3 separate regions of the Homo sapiens genome follow, and regions 2 and 3 are each linked to region 1. The links are chromatin loops, found by intact Hi-C in ENCODE. Cell type or tissue: Caco-2. All regions are shown on one strand. Each heading gives the region's core, and the rest is flanking DNA. Links, peaks and the distances in the headings are about the cores only.

What was found. Hi-C counts contacts between places; a loop is a spot of excess contacts. Peaks named below come from ENCODE experiments on the same cell type or tissue, not always from the same donor. Only the 100,000 strongest peaks of a DNase experiment are listed, where the experiment ranks them.
Region 2: a loop joins it to region 1, with 6 times the contacts of the local background. A loop is called at or near these places in 1 of 110 quality-filtered maps.
Region 3: a loop joins it to region 1, with 11 times the contacts of the local background. A loop is called at or near these places in 1 of 110 quality-filtered maps.

The regions. Positions count from the first base shown.
Region 1 is chr2:132,267,341-132,269,840 of GRCh38, reverse strand. It overlaps LOC105373622 (a long non-coding RNA gene), which reads right to left and starts at 1,220. Exons shown (of 3, transcript XR_923341.3): 1 at 1,099-1,220. RefSeq lists enhancers at 1,150-1,661, 1,662-2,174. In Caco-2, for the core only: a CTCF peak has its summit at 1,147 (motif pointing left); a DNase peak (open chromatin) is centred at 1,220.
Region 2 is chr2:132,851,249-132,853,748 of GRCh38, reverse strand. All of the region lies in intron 11 of NCKAP5 (NCK associated protein 5), which reads left to right. Among named protein-coding and RNA genes, the nearest start is that of NCKAP5-AS1, 63 kb to the left of the region's middle. In Caco-2, for the core only: no CTCF peak of the experiment used is centred there; no DNase peak of the experiment used is centred there.
Region 3 is chr2:132,342,077-132,348,540 of GRCh38, reverse strand. It overlaps LOC124907892 (a long non-coding RNA gene), which reads right to left and starts at 1,068. Exons shown (of 2, transcript XR_007087241.1): 1 at 1,026-1,068; 2 at 114-343. In Caco-2, for the core only: no CTCF peak of the experiment used is centred there; a DNase peak (open chromatin) is centred at 1,080; H3K4me3 peaks cover 1,169 bases.

The DNA.
Region 1 (2,500 bases), core at 1-2,500:
CCTGTCTGTCTGCTTCTCTCTGTCTCTGTCTCTCTCTCTTTCTGTTTCTGTCTGTCTCTCTCTCTCCATCTCTGCTTTCTCTCTCTGTCTCTTTCTCTGTCTGTCTCTCCCTCTGTCTCTCTCTGCCTGTCTCTCTCACTGTATCTGTCTTCTGTCTTACTCTCTTTCTCTGCCTATCTGTCTGTCAGTCTCTCTGTCTCTGTCTCTCTCCCTCCCTTTCTGTTTCTCTCTCTCTCTCTTTCTGTTTCTGTCTCTCTCTGTCCGTCTCTTTCTCTCTCTTTCTTTGTCTTTGTCTCTGTCTCTCTCTCTCTCTGCCTGTCTCTCTCACTGTGTCTTCTGTCTTACTCTTTTTCTCTGCCTTTCTGTCTCTCTCCCTCCATGTCTCTCTCTCTCTCACTCACTCTCCATCTCTCTCTCTTTCTGTCTGTTTCTCTCTATCTCTCTCTGTCCGTCTCTGTCTTTCTATGTCTGTCTCTTTCTGTGTCAGTCTGTCAGACACCTCATGACGGGGAGGGCTCTGCCCCTTCCACGAAAGTGAGAAGTGCATGCTTAGGTGCTTAGAGAGGCTGAGAAGAATCTAGACAGACGGGCCTTGCTGGGCTTCCCCACTCGGTGTATGATTTCGGGAGGTCGAGGCCGGGTCCCCACTTGGATGCAAGGGGCATTTTCAGACTTTTCTGTCTGTCACGTGTGGCGTCTGTACTTCTCATATTTCCCTGATAAGTTCCTCAACTTAAAAGTAAACGGTTAAGGCCGGGCGTGGTGGCTCACATCTGTCATCCCAGCACTTTGGGACGCCGAGGCGGGTGGATCACCTGAGGTTGGGAGTTCGAGACCAACCTTGCCAACACAGCGAAACCCCGTCTCTACTAAAAATACAAAACTGAGTCAGGAGCGGTGGGGCAGGTGCCTGTAATGCCAGCTACTTGGGAGGCTGAGGCTGGAGAATCGCTTGAACCTGGGAGGCGGAGGCTGCAGTGAGCTGAGATCGCACCACTGCACTACAGCCCAGGCTGTAGAGTGAGTGAGACTCTGTCTATAAATAAATACATACATACATACATACATACATACATACATACATACATACATACATACATTCTTTTCCGTGCTGACTGACATTTGCAGGCATCGGTTGTCTTCGGGCATCACCTAGCGGCCACTGTTATTGAAAGTCGAGGTGACACAGAGGGAGGTCTCCCAGACTTCACCGAACCTGGGGCAACCGGTTTCTCTCTCTCCCTTCTGGAGGCCCCTCCCTCTCTCCCTCGTTGCCTAGGGAACCTCTGCCCTGGCTGGGGCCCTATTGTTCTTTGATCAGAGCTTTAGTTTTCTTTGTGTGTTGGTTTCTTTCGTGTGCATAGACTCTTCTACTTGGGATTTAGGAGGGGTCAGTTTAATTTTCAAGTCGCCCCTCGGCTCCCCCCACTACCCACGTCCCTTTACCTTCATTTAGTGAGTCAGTTAGGTGGGTTCCCCCCAAACCCCCACCCCCCGCCTCCCAACACCCTGCTTGGAAACCTTCCGGAGCCACCCCGGTGTGCCTCCGTCTTCTCTCCCCTTCCCCCACCCCTTGCCGGCGATCTCATTCTTGCCAGGCTGACATTTGCATCGGTGGGCGTCAGGCCTCACTCAGTGGTCACCGTTTTTGAAGATGGGGGTGGCACGGTCCCACTTCCCCAGAGGCAGCTTGGGCCGATGGCATAGCCCTTGACCCGCGTGGGCAAGCGGGCGGGTCTGCAGTTGTGGGTTTCTTCCCCCGCTTCCCTCCTCAGGCCTCCCTCCCTAGGAAAGCTTCACTCTGGCTGGGTCTCAATCACCTTTTATCATGATGTTTTAGTTTCTCCTCCCTCCGGCCAACATAGTTTCACAATGGGAAGGGCGTCACAGCTCTAATCTGGGCCTTCTTAGCATTTGCCCAAAATAGAAACGGTTTCTGAAAACTAATACTTTGCTCACTTAAGATTTCCAGGGACGGTGCATTGGCCCGTGTTCGTTGGCTTGTTTTGTTTTGTTCGTGTTTTTCCTTTTTCGTATGTATTTCTTTTCAGGTGAAGTAGAAATCCGCAATTTTCAGGAAGACGTATATTTTCCCCAAGACACATTAGCTGCTGTTTTCTCCTGTTAACTAGAGCTTTTGTGAATCTCTCAACGTGTAGTGAGAGCCCGTTGATGTTTACTAGACTTCAGAACATCTTATGTTCTAGAAACCCGTAAGCGAATGCTGCTGCTGCTCTTGTTGCTGTTGTTGTTGTTTTCAAAGCACACCTCGGCCACCGTTTACGGGATCAAAAGCGTTATAAAATATGTGTAATTATTTCCTGAGCACGCCCTTCCTGCTCCTCTCTCTGTCTCTCTGTCTGTCTCTGTCTCTCTCTTTCTCTGTTTTCTCTCTCACTCTCTCTGTCTCTCTCTCTCTGCCTATTTCTCTCTCTCTCTGCCTGTCTTTCTCACTGTGTGTGTCTTCTGTCTTACTCCCTTTCTCTGCCTGCCTGTCTCT
Region 2 (2,500 bases), core at 1-2,500, 580 kb before region 1:
CTTGGAATTGTTGGCTCCGTAAGCTGTAGAGATTGTATTATATGAATGTGCCTTTGGTCAGGGGGACTGATGTTTCCATATTGTTTCATGGGTTTTTATCTCCCCATTCTACTCCCTCTTAAATTTTAAGTAACTTAATGGAAGGCACCTAAATTTCTATTCTTCATATCCTCCTAAAATTAGATATATGTATTAATTGTATTAATAGGTATTAATTGCTTTCAAGAGCACATGGCTGACTTCCCATCATATGTGTCAATCTGTATTACTATGTGGCTGGCTTTACATAAACCATCCTCTCACCAAAACAATGAAAACTCTCATGCTCGGAGATCAGATGCCTTAAGGGGCTAAGCCAGGTGAAGGAAGCAGGAAAGGAAGTTGTGTGCCCTGCAGCCAGCCCCAGCCAGTTAGGCCCCATGGAAATGCTAGCTAGATGTCGCCATAGCTTTGAAAATTGTAAGAAGCTAGAAATGCAGACTTTTGCATGTAGTCTCTCAAATTTTAAATGTTGGCTAACACCTAGTTCAGCTATTTAATGACACTGAGGAAACCCAATAAGGCAACCATGGACCAGAATTGGCCTGCAACCTGCTTTTCTTTCTCTGCCCTGAAAGTGGTGGCAGTTTAATTTAAAACTTGGTGCATGTGCTCAGAACACCTGGGCACTATGCTGCACAATCATATTCATGGGACAGCCAGAATATATTGCTTTATTCATTATTTCAACAAAAATTCATTGAGCACTATGTCCTTGGTAGTGTACTAGCTCCTGAGGACACAGAGATAGTTTAGACACAGTTTCAGACTTAAAAAGGTCATCATTTAATAAGGAGATAGATAATATAAACAAACAGTTGTGCAGTAGAGTAGTAAATGCAACAGAAACATATACCATCCAAGGTCCTCAGAGGAAAAAGTGACAAACACTATTCTGGGTGTCAGGAAAGCCTTCTAGGGTGTGGTCACAGCTAACCTTGACTTTGAAGAATAAATAGGAGTTTGCTAGGGTAACAGTTTCCAAAAAGCAATTTGTGAACTAAATTCAGGACTAATACTGGGATTTATATTTACATTGATCCCAGGTCCTGGATTTAATTATAGCTGTAAGACTATAAAATTGTCTTACCCTGATTCGGCCTTGTTTGGCCTTCCCAACCTCTTGCAACAATACCAGATTAACTCATCCAGCTCTGTAGGAAAACAATAACCTCCAGGAGTGTCATGCTGGCTGAAATTTCTGTCACTGTGACCTTCAACAACACTTCTTTCTAGCTTTTTAACTGAAGAAGGATATAGTTAAACTGGATTAAGAAGTCTAATGGAAAAGTGAAGAGCCCTCTGTGTCTAAAGTTTGTTTTAAGGATTTCAACATTGAATAGAGGTTCAAACCCTGAACATAAATCAACATTATATTGCAGTAGACTAAGTGATTGAAGTGTAAATTCACAAAATGCACCCTGTAGCATGAAACATTCAGGCGATATATATTTTTATCATATTTCAAACACATAAGAAAACCTGATTATCCTGAATTTAGTAAATTTTGTGCAGTAAATGTCTATCATAGTAACCTAAAAACTCCCCTAGTAAAAATTGTTATTAAGCACTACATTTTCATTCTGAGTTTTGGATAAATAGAAGGATTTGGAAATGCAAGGGACAGAAAGTACTGAGAAAGGAATGGTGATGCTTACCTGGGGATTTGATTATGCAGATTAGAGTATTAATTTCTTGGCGCTGGAAATCATGGACTGTCCATTGCTATCAGCAGATGTCACACTAGGGAAATCTTATTCCCGGCACGAAAAGATTAAGTAACCTAAACTCTGACATGAAAGACTAGTGTTTCCAGAAATGAAAAGCAATTCTGGCTTTGTTCTGTCACCTCTCTTACCACGAGGGTGCACTGGTCTAAGAGCTGCCCTGAAACACTTGGGAGCAGCTTTCTGGAACTGGCCAGTGATTTGCAATCTGACGCAGCTCTTCAGGAGACTTGGGAACAAATCTTTAACCTGTCGGGCTGCAGGAAGGAAGGATGTCTTTGAAGTCCTGAATCTTGGCTGCATGGGTCAAGGAAGGGAGGGGAGGGTAGATACCAACGAGGCAAATAGACGCATCCAGGGTCTCTTAGCAAAACCAGAACAGGCTGAGCCTCCTTGGGAAGAGAACTGCAGGAAGGCCACTGAAGCCCCGTGCAGCCCGGGATGGCCAGACCCTAGAGGCAAGCGGGGTTAACCTTCAGTTGTGCCTGGCCTGCTGCAGCTGCTCAGAAATACACTGGGACTGGGCTCACAGTAGCCCCCAGTGTGATCAGGGGGATGAAGATAAAGATTCTCAGGGCAAGATACTCTCATATCCTAATGCCACTGGTTTATAGCTTACACCTGGCTGCACTAGAACAGTTGGGCCAGATTCAAAGGCAAAAAGACACACCCCACTTCCATCTACTACCTCATATACAAGCACACACAAGCTCAGGTCAAGTTTTCAAAAATCC
Region 3 (6,464 bases), core at 1-2,500, 79 kb before region 1:
GTGTCTCTTTGCTTTTCTTTAAGATGGGAATGGTGGCACCCAACCCAGCCTCAAAGGGCTCTTGTGAGGATTAAATATGTTAATTCATATCAAACTCTAAGAATGATCAGCACTCAATGTTTAAATACTATCTTTATTACTCATGCCCAAGTTCTCCCTCATCCGTTTCTGCATTTATTGAACAAATATCAGGGCATCTTCGAGCAGAATTTGCCAATGAATGAAGGAAATATTGTCTCCCTGGGAAAAAAGGATGATAAGTACTACTCAGGTGAGACTCCGCTGCCAAGTGCCAAAGGGTTATTCCCTCCTTCTCCCTGCAGCCTTTTTCAAGAAGTCAAGGCTAAAGAAGGAAAGGAGGATGGGAGAAATCAGAACTCCTGCATGAATTACAGTGGACTGCCCAGACAGCCCGGAGTGATCCTCTCCTAAAGAAAAATCTCTCAGTGATCAGAAAAGGGCCAGGGATACTCTGCAGCTGGAGCTCTGACCCCATCCTGGGCTCACAGAAGCTTTCAGGGAACTGAGTCCTTCTCAGAAAATTAAAACGTGCTAATAACAAGAGACCCATCTTCTACCACCTGTCAGGCTCTGTTCCAAGCCTTTTTATTTAACTCTCAAAAGAACTCCATTAGATAGATACTAGTACCATTTTAAAGAAAAAGAAACATAGGCAGAGAGATTAAGATACTCGCCTTTTATTATACTGCTAGGAAATGGCAGAGCTGGCTGATGGTCAGGGGAAAGGGCTGGGGGAGTACAGAACCCAGGAGATCCCCAGTCCCTGCGATGTAGGATCCCGGACCCCCGGCGCTAAGTGGAGATGCGCCAGCTGCCCCACACTGGAGAAGGCTCAAAGAAAACAAATCCCACCCTTCGCCGCAGGTGGATTCTCCTCCCCTAGAGCTACTGTCCAGTTGCTACTGGCCTCCAGCAAAACAAACATCAGTATGGACGGAAGGAGCAGGACGCAGGGCGGGGAGGGTCACCTTTCTGGGAGAAAAGAAGGCCGCGGCCTAGCGTACCTTGGGCGGAAGTGGCTCTCCCTACGGAGACCTCCTGGACTACGCTTCCCAGAATTCTCGACGGGATCAGGGAGACGGCCTCAGCCTCCTAGAGCGGAAGTTACCCGACTACACGGGGCTCCCAAACTACACTTCCCAGAATTCCTAGAAAAACTCTCCACTCTCTGCCTGCCTAGGACGCAAGTGCAGGGTGCCAAGCGGAGAGCCTGGATCATATTTCACATGTGCCGGTCCCAAAGGAATTCCTTAACTCTCCCTTCCTGGAACCGAAATGCTTCCAAAGGCAGAGAGCTCCTATATATATTTCTCTGTTTTCCCCGGAGGACCGTGCATGAAAGGCGCCTTTTTGGCGCGTGTGTCTCTGACCCTGTGGATCTTCTGGACAATTCCCGGAATTTCTTGCAGGGCAGCACTTCCCCTTAAGTCGTCTCTTTCTCGTTTGGATAGTCAGTATTTGTATAGTCACTATTCTCTTTTGGTTAGCCGTCTAATTTTATACTGCCAGTCAAGCTCTACTCCCTTCCCCCTAGAGTTTGAATTTATTTTTTTTCAAACGCTACACAAACCCAAATAAACTCAACCAAAGCGGACTTTACCTACCTTCCTACCTACCTACCAAGAAAATATCCCACAAAGGAGAGAACGGAGAAGCTTGCAATACAGGAAGAAAAAAAAAGAATTACAGAATGGAAGGGATGTGTGCTCTAAAAATGCAGGTACTCAAAGGAAATTGGGCTGATTTGTACTGGACACCGAATTTGAGGAATACAGGATCTCAACCTTTCTTTGACTGGATTACTTTTTTATTCCATTTTGGTGTGGACGCGTCTGAAACTGATAGTGCTGCTGCTACCTACCATAATGTGTTTGTTGCAAGATCCACAAGAACGTGGATGCCAAGAATCCACAAAAAAAAACAGATGCAACCGTTGATGAGGCCATAAACAGAAACAGCAAGCGGTTCCCACGTTTCCTCTGCTTTAACTACTGATGATGAAATGCAAGTCATAAGGCAAATAGAAGGGCTGTACTGATACAGACAAAATGTTATTATTATGAGAAGGGATAAGTCCCTTGTAAAACCTTGAAATTTTTTTCTTCTTTGAGAAAAATCTATCACCTATTTTCACCCTGCTCTTGATATAGCAAATATTGTAAGTTGTCTTATGGAGGATGACTCAGGGAGGACGGTGAATGGGTTGACTCAATCCAGAAAAGGAAGAGGAAAATAAAAAGACATAACGACCAATCTGTGAAAACGCTCAGTGGCTTAAAAGACACTATTAAGAGATGAGACTATTTGATTCTTTATTTAACTCCTTTCCAAGGAAATGTTTTTGAAAATCCATACGGTTTACATATTAAAGAGGATCAATCTGATAATAGGTGATTTTTTTGAAAAAAATGAAAGGAAAATTTAAAAATAAAAGGGACAGAATAATACTTTGTATACTTCCACTTCTAGTAATAATAAAATGAGTGATTTGGAACAAACATGTAGCAGAGGAAAGGTGAGCAAACTTTTTAAATGTCAAAAGACATCAAAAGACAAGATAATGGAGAAATGGTGGGCCAAAATTCAGAAACAGTTGGGAGAGTCATGCATTTGGGGCTAATTTTCTCCTGGGGATGATGGTCTAGTCTAGGATCTGAAAAGCCTAGAATCTCTGCAGCACTTTTGACACCTATATGAAGCTGGGGGAAAGAAAGATTCTAGCAAAAATTAAAATGCACATCTTTTCAAGAGCACATAAGATTTGTACAAATGAGTAAAATGATATGGGATTTCAAAATACTGAAATACTATGTTTTCGAATACAGTGAAATTTGGCTAGAAATCAATAAAAATACAACTAAATGATTCATGTGTGCATTTAATAAATATTGTCTCATCTCCAAACCCACCATTCTTCACGCCGCTTTATGGGGCTGGAATGGGGGAGTCTGCAGCCAATCTTTCCCGACCTCTACACCCCCAATCTGGTTCTGTGTTCGGCAACTATTAGCAGAAGAGTATAGGGGTGGTGGGGGCAGGGAGATATACTGTATCCTGTGCCTGCCAGCCAGCAGTACTTTTTCTTGTAGCAACTGCCTAATTTTCAGTTTTTCTAACACTTGAATACCTATTTCATCATGGCTCTTTATAAACATTATTAAACAACTTCCCAAAGACTGATCCTTAGATGTCTAAGTGCTAAAACTGCAGGGCCCTGTTTCTGAGCTCAGAGACAGCAGAGCCAGCTGAACACTGGCCTCTCCTTAGAGGTCTGAGTTTCAGGTGAGCATGACCTTCCTCCAAGCTTCTAAGTTTTAGTAATTCCTGTCTCTTCACTTTGTTTCCTCAGACCTCAGGTGGTTGCTGCTTGCTGCAGTTGCTACTTCCTGCAGTTGCTACTTCCATCATATATTAGAGTTTTTTTTTTTTTTTTTTTTTTTTTGACAGAGTCTCGCTCAGTTCCCCGGGCTGAAGTGCAGTGGTGCCATCTCGGCTCACTGCAACCCCTGCGTCTCGGCTCCAAGCAATTCTCCTGCCTCAGCCTCCCAAATAGCTGGAATTACAGGCATGCACCACCACTCCCAGCTAATTTTTGTGTTATCAGTAGAGATGGGGTTTCACCATGTTGGCCAGGCTGGTCTTGAACTCCTGACCTCGTGATCCACCCGCCTCAGCCTCCCAAAGTGCTGGGATTACAGGCGTGAGCCACAGCATCTGGCCCAGAGTTCTTTTTCTGCTCTTTCAGAAATCTAGCTACCAACTCTACAATATGCTAATTTTTCTTTTCAAATAATTCGTAAGGTTTCTATCTTCTAGGTGAACCCTAAATTATAAACTTGTTTAGAAATTAATCAAACCACTTTTAAGTAATCCATAGATAAAAGAGTATGGCATTGAAATCTGGTGTCATCAGTGAATTCCACCAAATATTTAAAGAAGAAACCATGTTCATCTCAAAATTATTCCTCAGAATAACAAAATAGGAAACACTTTCCAACTAACTTTATGAGGCCACTATAATAACACTGACAAAATTTGTGAGAGGCTTCATTAGAATAGAAAATGACAGGTCTGGCCAGGCATGGTGGCTCATGCCTGTAATCCCAGCACTTTAGGGGGCTAAGGCAAGCAGATCATGAGATCAGGAGATCCAGACCATTCTGGCAAACACTAACACAGTGAAACCCCGTTTCTACTAAAAATACAAAAAAAAAAAAAAAAGCCAGGTATGGAGGCACGCGCCTGTATTCCCAGCTACTTGGGAGGCTGAGGCAAGAGAATCACTTGAACCTGGGAGGTGGAGATTGCAGTGAGCTGAGATCGTGCCACTGCACTCCAGCCTGGGTGACAGAGTGAGACTCCATCTCAAGAAAAAAAAAAAAAGAAAAGAAAAAAGAAAGAAAAAGAAAATGACAGGTCTATCTCGTCATAAATATACTTTCAAAAATCCTAAACAAAATGTTGCCAATCATATATGAGGGTAACACATCATGACCTAGGTATCAGAAACAGAAAAAAAAAGTTTGATTAATCACCCATTTGTCATAAGAAAATTTAGGCAACTAAGCAATAGTAAAGATCTACAAAAATGGCAACAAATACCAAAAGGAATAGTGAAATATTGAAAACATTTCCTCTACGATGGGGAACGAAATAATGATGTCCACTCCAACCATTTCTACTAAATACCACATTTGCTCCTTTATCCTGCAATCTTGCCAAATAATCTAATTAATTTTAATATTTTATGTGTAGATCTTTTGAATTTTATATGCATGCTCATGTTGACTTCAGATCTGCAACAAATGTGGCACTGCAGCACCATGGGAACAGGACAAATATTCAACACATGTTGCTGTTAAATTGAATATTGTGAAATAAAACTGAAATTGACCTATACCTCCCACTACATGCAACAATCTAAGGCTGGTGGATTGTAGAGCCCAATTTGAAAAGCATTTCTTATGACACTTAAATCTACTCAGTGTATAAACCCATAAGAAATGTGTACCAAAATACACATATAAGAATGTTCATAGCAGGATCATTCATCACAATGACAAGCTGAGAATACTTCAGATGTCCATCGATGATAGTATGGATAAATATTTTTTGTTATTTACACAAGGTAAGAGCAAGGACACTGAACAAACTTTAGCTGTACATGCAATACCATGATGACTCCCATAAATATGTTGAGCAAAATAACTAGACAAACCCCGTAGATGCAGCGTGATTCCACTTGTTCATTAGACATGCAAAATTCATCAGTAGGATGATTTTGGACACTTAAATAGTAAAAATATAAAGAAAAGCAAGGGAACCTTAAAACTTAGGGTAGTGGTTTCTTTTCCTGGGGAAGAAAGCATCATGATGCTGTGAGAGTGGGGTGTTTGCAATTCTACCATGCTCCATTTTTGGCTGTGAGTGGTGATTATACAGCTGTTCATTTTATGTTCATACTTTCACATGTGTATTTATGATTTGGACACTTTTCTGAATGTAAGTGATATTTCAATCTGTAAAAATCAATGATATATGACCAACAAACTGTGGTACATCAATACAATAGAGTATTATTCAGCCATAAAAAGAAATGAGATATGAAGTTATGAAAACACATAGAATAACCTTAAATTCATATTGTTAATGGAAAGAAGCCAGTCTGTCAAAGCTACATACTGTAATTCAACTATATGATAATCTGGAAAAGGCAAAACTAAAGGTCAGTAAAGTGATCAGTGGTTGTTAGAGGTTCAGAGAGATTAATTGGTAGAGTACAGGGTATTTTTAAGCAGTGACACTATTCTGTATGATATGGTATGGTGGATATAGGATGTTATGCTTTGTCAAAACCCATGGAATGTACAACACAAAGAGTAAGCCCTAATGTCAACCACAGACTTTAGTTAATAATAATGTGTCGATATTCGTTCATTAGTTGTAACAAATATGCCACACACATGCAAGATGCAAACAATAGGAGAAACTGGGCAGGGGAAAGGAGAGCACATGGGAAATATTAATACTTTCTCTGTAATTTTTCTGTAACCCTAAAACTGCTCTTAAAATAAAGTCTTTTTTAAAAAATCAATGATATGTTTCAAAGGAAACTGAATATATGGCATAGAACTTTTTTCAGAACTTGGAAGGGCTAAAAATAATGAGAAACTCTATAATGAATATGAACATATTGATCAGGTGTATCTTATAAGCTAATGAGAAAAAATGTGGACTAGAGAAGGAAGCAGATTGTAATAAATAAATCATTAAAAGAGAATAAACAATTTATCCAAATGGGCAAAATCACATATTGGAAGGAGGAGAAGAAGATGGAGGAGAAGTGGGTGGAAGGCCAGGGTGTGTAGGAGGAGAAGTAGGAGAGGAAGAGTAAGAGAAAAAGGAGGAAGAGACTCCTAGAGATGCACTTGTAGACACTGAAA